Linked DNA regions of Homo sapiens: region 1 is linked to region 2. Evidence: chromatin contacts called from ENCODE Hi-C or POLR2A ChIA-PET data. All regions are on one chromosome and are shown on one strand. The core of a region is the stretch at or near the end of the contact, and the rest is flanking DNA. Distances in the headings are between cores, read along the strand shown.

Region 1 (4,617 bases), core at 1,575-4,074, 86 kb before region 2:
CCTTTTTTTTTGCCTTTTCATAGAAATTCCCCAAAGAGAATGTGCTAAGGTTGTTAGTTGTTGCTTTCCTTCTTACTGGCTGGTCACGGCACTCATTCCAGGGCCCTCTTACAGACTGCTGGTGAGCCCACATTGGCAACTCTTGGATCAGACACCTCCTTCAATCCAGCTGTGATCAAGATGGTGGGATCACTCCGTAGGTTTTTCCATGTAGGGCCTGAGACACTTCTCTAAAGTAAGAAAGTATAACTCGAAGGTGCCTCGGTTCACTTTAGTAAAATCTGTAAATATCTAGCATCTAGAAAAGTGCTTGGACCACAGTAAATTAGCTCACTAAACTGTATCTAGAAGCATTGTACATATACATATTTTCATCTTAATACCAAATGTGACACTCACCTGATCCTAAAACCAATTTTGTAGTCCTATTTGGGGAAAAAGGTTTCAATCTATATAAATTAAAGAAAACCTCACGTATGTTGAGATACTATTACTTCATTGGTCCCCATTTGACCACAGTGCATTTGGCAAGGTCATACAATATTATTAAAATGTTTCTTTTCTGAGACAGAGTCTTGTCCTGTTGCCCAGGCTGGAGTGCAGTGGCATCATCATAGATCACTGCAGCCTTGAACTCCTGGGCTTAAGTGATCCTCCTACTTTAGCCTCCTGAGAAGCTAGGACTACAGGTGCACACCCTTACAACTGGCTGTATTTTTTATTTTTTGTAGAGATAGGGTCTTGCTTTGTTGCCTGGGCTGGTTCTTGAATTCCTGGCACCAAGCAATCCCTCTTGCCTCAGCCTCCCATAATGCTGAGATTACAGGTATGACCCACTGTTCCTGGCCAAAAGTTTCTTAAATTGTATTAAACTTACTTCTATTTTTGAGGTGTTGAACACTCTGAATTAAGTTGATTTCACTTTCAGTCTTTATAAAGCTGGTCATTTGACTCAATTTATTTCAGATATTTTATTCTAGGCTTAGACATTTTTCCCATAAGAATTGTTACCATCTTGATTGCCCATGAAATAAAGTCTTTTCTGGCATTTCTTAACCTTGCATGGAATGTCGTGATTGCCTCTATAAAATTTTCTGGTATATGGCTATGGCATAGTAACAACTAGCTTGCCTTGTACTTGGCTAAAATGTGAATCTTTTAAAAAATGCAACTCAGGCCGGGCACAGTGGCTCACGCTTGTAATCTCAGCACTTTGGGAGGCCAAGGCGGGTGGATCACTTGAGGTCAGGAGTTTAAGACCAGCCTGGCCAACATGGTGAAACCCCGTCTCTACTAAAAACACAAAAATTAGCCGGGTGTGGTGGTGCACGTCTGTAGTCCCAGCTACTTAGGAGGCTGAGGCAGGAGAATCGCTTGAACCCAGGAGGTGGAGCTGAGATTGCGCCACTGCACTCCAGCCTGGATAACAGAGTGAGACTCTGTCTCAAAAAAAAAGGCAATTCATAAATTATTTTTCAGTTCCAGTCAGTATTTTCGTCTCACTCTCAAATAGGTAAATTCTCACTTTAAAATCTTTCTTGAAAGTGTCATGTTGGCCTCAGCTGCAGTTTGCCTTACACATTTCCGTCTTATTGCCCCTTTCAACAACCTCTGCTGATATTATACCCTTAGTGAATCTTCACAAAATAATTTACCTCTGCAATCAACAACTTGACTCCTCAGTTGCTGCATTACGTTTATTCTCTAGGTAAGCCTTTTTTTTTTTTTTTTTTAAAGAATGCTGGTATCATGGGATAAAGCGCTCAAGAGAGTTTCCTATTTTTCTTTGGCATGAATGTAGTGCACTGGCGTTGAGAGGCAGAGACCAAAAGGTGTGTTGATACATGCATCCTCAGAAGCTTGCATTATTCATTTTGGGATATTATCAGTGAACTAAAGGTAAAACATATTAAATCATAGATGAGCATAAAATCTATACCTCCCAAAAGCAGAGAAATGGATTGAGGCTGAGAAAAACATTCTGAGGACTTCAACCTGTATGTATGAAAACACAGACCCCGGTCTGTGTGGCCTCTTTGATTAGGGTGGAGAGCATCAGACCTTCACCAAAACCTTCTACAATATCCCTAAAACTTGGCAAAGTTCTATTATTAACATAACATAAACTCTGTCCCTGCAAACTGTTACACTTGGCAAATACTTATTTCTGGAAACCCTTAAGTGGAGACCAGTCTTGTGCTACACGGAGGAAGTATCCTAAAACATAAAAGTCTAATAAAACCTAAAAGGAAAACGAACCATGCCCTATTTGTCACTGTCTCATATTTTTAGCAGAACACACACAGTAATGATAAAGAGGTTATTCTCCAAAACATCAGATTCTTAGTATTTTTTCAAAAAAAGTTTGAGAAAATTAAGCTGAGTGACAGTCTAGGAAAGTCCCTGAGGAATGGGTTTTAAAGTGAAAAGACAACAGAGATGAGCATGTAACAACATACACAAACACGCAGGTTCTTCATTTTTTAAAAGGTGTGGTTGAAGCTACTAGAATGGTTAAAAAATAAATAAATAAATAAATAAATAAATAATTTTCCCGACTATTTTGGTGTCCAGGTTTTCAAAATTTCTCAGCAAAATAGCTGGCACGAATACCTTGGAAAGATCTTGAAGCCTAGCCCTGGCCATTTTCCTGTTAGCTTCTGGAGGGACCTTCCTCCCGCTCCTCTTCAGGCTCCCTCACATGTTCCAGTGTTTGGTGCCTCTGCTTCCAGTTGCTTCCACTCTGACTTCTGAGACTTCTCAGTGGCTGATGGCTAATACTTTTAGTTATGCTTGCTTGAGGAAAAGAAATGAGTCACTCATTTAAACATGTGCGTAAGCAGGCTGCTACTTACTGGTTTTTACCTTTTAAAATTAAGTGCCCTTCTGATAGACTAAAGTATTATTCAGACTTACCACACATCAGCACTCATATTGTGTACTAGTTAGAAGTCCAGAATCACTAGCTAAATTGTACTCTCCACTTAATAATCATGACCTTGAATGTCAGTTTCTCTGAGGTCCTGTCTCTCAGTATGTATACTGGGAACCAAAATATTACGTACCATAAAGATTATTGTTGGAAACGGTTGAGAAGAGACAAATGTTATGCAAATATATTGTGACAGCATCTTCATTTTCAAGAAACACTGAATTCTGAACATGGTTTGGCTGGTGCTAACGTTAATGATATTAATTGCTTTGGATCAACAGAGATCTGCCTAAAATAAATAGGCTATTGGGCAGTTTCCAATAACCATGAGGCTAAATCTCTCCAGCCGAAGGACTTGCTTCTGCAGGAGACGAAAGGCTTCTATTCCAATTTAATAATAAAAAGCATGCATGATTCATTAAGAATATAGGCAAGGCTTTATGTTATATTTATTTATTTTCCAGCTTGTACAAACTGGATGTAGAAGCATAAACATAGTACATTTCTACCATCTTCAACAAAAATATAACCAATATGTACAATTATTGTATTAAAAATACAAAAGGGATACAGACTCCACCAATGTCTTTCTAAAAGACATACAGGTACAAGTAGTATCAAAAGTATGAGGAAATCACCAGTTAATTGTACATTCTGCACTTGACATCACAGAGCGAACTGAGATTAGCAGTCCTATGTTCTACAATTACTTAATGCTTAGATAACATTTGTGCAACTTGTGGTAGAGCTAGATTTCTGTCTTTCTATATGCACATGAGGTCCATAGCCTATATAATAAAACTGGCAAATAATGCATATTACATGTAAAATTACAAATGCATAATTGACAATGTAATAAGCAAGTAGACAAATGCCATGATACAGAAGAGAATTATTAAATAAAGCACTGACATTGTTTGATACAGTGAAAAAACACTGCAATTCCACTTTTAAAATTTGAAGCTATTTACGTTTATCTACTGATCAATATGATCAGCTGAATTTAATGGAAAAAAAATCCAAGACCAGCAGTTCCTCACATTTGAGTACTACTCAGATTGGCAGCCTTCACTTTTCCGGAGTCTGTGCAAAACAACACAAAAATAGAGTGGAGGGGTCATTTCAGTCATTATAGGGTTAATAGCAGCTGTGAGCAGATGGTTGCTACACTTAGGCCTTCTCTATATGCAGCGTCCATAAAGCCACTTGGAGGTTAGTCTTTGGTGACTAACCTGCCTTGCAAAGGCTGGCATGTCTAACCAGGTTTTTGATCTTTTATCACGTTTAAAGGCTTGTTTATTCCCTAATGCCAATTCAATAAAGGGAGGCTGTCTTGAAAGAGCAGTATAAACAGCTGGCATTAGCTCCAACATCCCAAGCTGCTTTCACTGCAATGCTATCCAGTTATAAATGTTTCTCTTAAAAAAAAACAAAAAAACAAAAAACAAAACCTACACCTCTAAATTAACAAAAATCAAAGAAATATAACTTAAAAATGGGGTTTGCCATCCATCTCAATGGAGCAGGACACATCCGCCAATGACACCGTCCTGCCTCCATAAGGCTCAGACAGGACACAAGGGTCCTAGTTCCCTCCCCTGGCCATGTGCAAACAGTTTTACAGAAGAACCCCATCCACTGGGGAAGGAGCAGATGAGGTGTCTTGGTATTAATTGGCTAACATT
Region 2 (4,459 bases), core at 1,510-4,009:
GGCCATCAGAGAAACACAAATCAAAACCACAATGAGATACCATCTTACGCCAGTTAGAATGGCAATCATTAAAAAGTCAGGAAACAACAGGTGCTGGAGAGGATGTGGAGAAACAGGAACACTTTTACACTGTTGGTGGGACTGTAAACTAGTTCAACCATTGTGGAAGTCAGTGTGGCGATTCCTCAGGGATCCAGAACTAGAAATACCATTTGAGCCAGCAATCCCATTACTGGGTATATACCCAAAGGATTATAAATCATATGCTGCTATAAAGACACATGCACACGTATGTTAATTGTGGCACTACTCACAATAGCAAAGACTTGGAACCAACCCAAATGTCCATCAATGATAGACTGGATTAAGAAAATGTGGCACATATACACCATGGAATACTATGTAGCCATAAAAAATGATGAGTTCATGTCCTTTGTAGGGACATGGATGAAGCTGGAAACCATCATTCTCAGCAAACTATCACAAGGACAGAAAACCAAACACTGCATGTTCTCACTCATAGGTGGGAATTGAACAATGAGAACACTTGGACACAGGATAGGGAACATCACACAACTGGGCCTGTAGTGGGGTAGGGGGAGGGGGGAGGGATAGCATTAGGAGATATACCTAATGTAAATGATGAGTTAATGGGTGCAGCACACCAATATGACACATGTATACATATGTAACAAACCTGCACGTTGTGCACATGTACACTACAACTTAAAGTATAATAATAATTAAAAAAAGATAGTCCCTAACTAGTCTTGCTCTGAGAAACAGCTAGAAGACATTTTAAAGTTATCCATATTTCCTTTTTTTTTTGAAAAAACTTCTTAATATCACTACTAATGAACTTTTGTGAGGATGTTCAACAGACATGCTTTAATTCTCATTTACATCAGGTTGCTCATTTTTTTCAGAGGGGAAATAAGGACAATGAACGGTAAAGAAATCTGGGAATATGCCCAACTAAAATGAACACATTAAAAGATTTTAGTGATAAAAGGTTCACTATATACAGTGCAAAGGGAGAAGAAATGTTGTCACCTGTGTTTATATTTTCTTTAGCTAAGCTATTTCAAATTTTATTTGTTATAACAAATAAGACACAGACCAACCTGCTGCTCAAATAACCGTAACAAAAACAAAGCAGTGAAAATTAGTTTAGCTATTCAAAGTGTACCCTCTTCTATATAAAATTGTTTTAAGTTATTTTTATATTTAGGTAAATGTTATCCCTAAAATACTATGATTTTGACATTTGACTATTTCAACAAATGATATTAATTTCAACAGGAAATAGGAAGTCCTATGCATCCATATCTTTAAGTTGCCATTTAAAATGAACAAAAGTATACTTTTAAGAAAACAAGTAAGTGTAAAATCAATTAGTCATAAAGAAAAAGCTAATTTCATCCTTCACATTCTCAATCACTGGAAACCTGGGGCATAAATTTACTCATTGCTCAATTTTGCTGAACTTCCCCCAAACCCCACCAACCCAGCCACTATAGGCCCAGTGACTATAGAATCATTCTAAATCTTTACTGACAAGGAACTCAAGGCAATCTCCTTTTTCACTACAATTAAAGATACTGGGATACTAAGTACCTAAGGTTTAAGTATTAAAATTACTATAGTACCTTTATTAGTCCTTCTCAGTTCCATAGTACCCATAAAAATTATATGGCAGAATACTCCCATTTAACTCCAAATATTTCTTAATTACTGAGAAAAATAAACAAGAGTGCTTCCACTTAATAAAAATACTTCACAGAGTAAAAGTGTCTGGGTTACCCGTTTTTTTTTCCCTAAGAAAAGAGAGGGAATGAAAAAATTACAACTCTTCAGCTTTTTCACATTCATGTTTTATTGTCTTCCTTTATCATGAAAAGTGTGATGTTCTTTTCTGCCACTTTTAGTAAATTTTTGCCCACTGAAAATACCCTATAATAAGATGACTCCATTGTAATCTGTATTTTCAACTCTATTATAGAAGAGTAAGAAAATAAAACATCTATGACAAGAGATAGAGCGTATATTCTCAAAACTCAATTTTTACTAATAAAGTAAGCAAATCTTAATTCTAGTTTTTTTCTACATACTAAAATTAAAAATTAAAGTATGGATTAATTATATTTACACATACACATACATATGAAATAAGTACATGTATACAGATGTATCGATAAAGGGGAAAGGAGGGTATGTTTCATTTAATAATCAAACCAAGTCAATATTACAAACCAATAATGTATTTCTCTAGAGTTCATTAAAGAAGAATGTAACTTTGATAATTGTAAAGAAATTTTTCAGGCTGTCACTTTGTTAATAAATCTAAGGCTAACTCATGCCTAAGATGTCTCTGAAAACAGCCTTTATGATGAATATCCAGTGTAAGTTGTAAAAGAGAATTTGGTCTATTGATGTAGAATGAAGAGATCTGAAGCATATGGGGCATATTTATATAGTGACTTCAGAGTACAAAAGAAATATAGACAGTGGATGATTGATAAGTTATAAAGATATGATGTATCACAGACTGTGCAATTATAAGATTCTCATATATCATACACACACACACACACACACACACACACACACACACACACACGAGAGACAGAGAAAAACATAACTACATATAAGGCCTATGTTAGGGGTTCAGTTAAGAAGAAGAAATGGCAGAGAGTGACAAGTGATTAATTCTTTATGACATGGGTGTTTCTGCACCAATAGGAAAGACAGTGAGTGGCAGGGACCATTGGTGAGCTTAAGGGAACTTCTTGTATGATGCAATTTGTTGCATTTTTAAAGTGTGCTCTGTTATATCATGTCTTTAAAGTAGCTTTAAAGTAGCAAATTTATATCTACATTCCCTAATATATTTTTTCTATTAGTTTCTTAATTTATGTTCCAAAAATCAGACACTGTTCCATTTAGCCCATTCTGTGTAATACCTAAGACAATACTAATAGCACTGGCATCTTAATACTATATGGAAATATCACAAGCATGTGTCATGTCTATAAAGATAAAGACCACTCGTTAAGGATGAAGAAAAAGTAGGTCAGAGAGAACAAAGATCTCAGAACAAGGAAATTTAAATAGAGACCTTAAGGACACATTTACAAACTTTCATTTAAATTACAAACACACTTATACACGCACACGTATATATTTTTATACATGCTCACATGGTTATATCTCTATGTAGATATATTTAGACATTCGTTTTATTTTTAAAATATTTTTCAAAAAAGCTTATAAGCAAACCATATTCAAATAAAATATATAATGATTAAAGTTATTTGATCTAAATTGAAAAGGCTTTCAAAAGTTTATAAAGATCACTACAGACATGACAGTAATGTTACTTTTTTAAAAATCAGGGATATAAAGTAAGCATTAAAAAGTACTTCATTAAGGATTTAAAGTAACTGTGAAAGGATTTTACCTTTATTGTTAAACAAAAGAAAATGAAGAAAACTTAAGCATTACTCTGGAGGAATTCTTAATAGATTACCTGAATAAATTAAGAGTTTGGTCAAACCTCTGGAGGCAGATTAAAGAAATGTTAGGGCCGGGCGTGGTGGCTCAGCCTGTAATCCTAGCACTTCGGGAGGCCAAGGCAGGCAGGTCACCTGAGGTCAGGAGCTCAAGACCGGCCAGGCCAACATGGCGAAACCCCACCTGTACTAAAAATACAAAAATTAGCTGGGCGTGGTGGCACGCACCTGTAATCCCAGCTACTTGGGAGACTGAGGGGGAAGACTGCTTGAACCCGGGAGATGGAGGTAGCAGTGAGCCAAGACTGCGCCACTGCACTCCAGCCCAGGCGACAGAGCGAGACTCCATCTCGAAAAAAAGAGAAAGAAATGTCAGGTTATGTTTAAGGAATACTTATACCTATGAGACCAAACTTACAGAGCATTTACTTTGATGCATTTTATATAATATTTAAATTGAGAAAGAAAGAAAGAAAGAAAGAAAGAAAGAAAGAAAGAAAGAAAGAAAGAAAGAAAGAAAGAAAGAAAGAAAGAAACTGATTACTGATCTTACTAGGGCTAAATGGTTAAAGGAGAATAACTGAATTCCTAATGACACATTTTGAGCATTTGCTTTTTCTTAAGTTAATCATTCTTTTTTTCAGTAATCTAAATTGATTTTATTTTCCAACAGATTTTTTAATGGATCATTACTAAAAATATTTAAAGGCAAAGATATGAGGTATACTTATTTTGACTAAAAGCAAAGATCTTACTTTACTATGTCCTGTGACACAAAAAGCACATATAAGCAGAGTATGCAATGTCTTGGCAAGTTTCTAAATACATTTCTTCACTTCTAATGGGGGTAAAAAGATCTATTATTTGTTGCCAGGGTTTCTTGGCCCAAATCCAAGGCAAGATGACCTTGTCCTTGAATAAAACAACAGGATATGCTTCCTCTCAGT

The links. A loop is a pair of places that touch in the nucleus more often than their neighbours do. ChIA-PET counts read pairs that join two places held with the same protein, here RNA polymerase II (POLR2A). Pooled maps may share reads with other maps.
Region 1: a loop to region 2 is called in a map of posterior cingulate gyrus, with 2.4 times the contacts of the local background. The contact joins two enhancer-like sites. A Hi-C loop is called at or near these places in 5 of 168 maps with a recorded cell type or tissue (astrocyte of the cerebellum, endothelial cell of hepatic sinusoid, heart right ventricle and 2 more) and 1 of 50 pooled maps. POLR2A ChIA-PET finds 5 or more read pairs at or near these places in 2 of 52 experiments (AG04450 and BJ).

What each region holds. Positions count from the first base shown.
Region 1 is chr4:159,358,903-159,363,519 of GRCh38, reverse strand. RAPGEF2 (Rap guanine nucleotide exchange factor 2) reads right to left here. Exons shown (of 30, transcript NM_001394067.2): 30 at 3,347-4,617. Among named protein-coding and RNA genes, the nearest start is that of MIR3688-1, 230 kb to the right of the region's middle. Within about 2 kb of position 2,824, at least 2 of the 41 ENCODE cell types and tissues checked have a DNase peak (open chromatin) inside an H3K27ac peak, as active enhancers do.
Region 2 is chr4:159,273,216-159,277,674 of GRCh38, reverse strand. All of the region lies in intron 7 of RAPGEF2 (Rap guanine nucleotide exchange factor 2), which reads right to left. Among named protein-coding and RNA genes, the nearest start is that of MIR3688-1, 150 kb to the right of the region's middle. Within about 2 kb of position 2,759, at least 5 of the 41 ENCODE cell types and tissues checked have a DNase peak (open chromatin) inside an H3K27ac peak, as active enhancers do.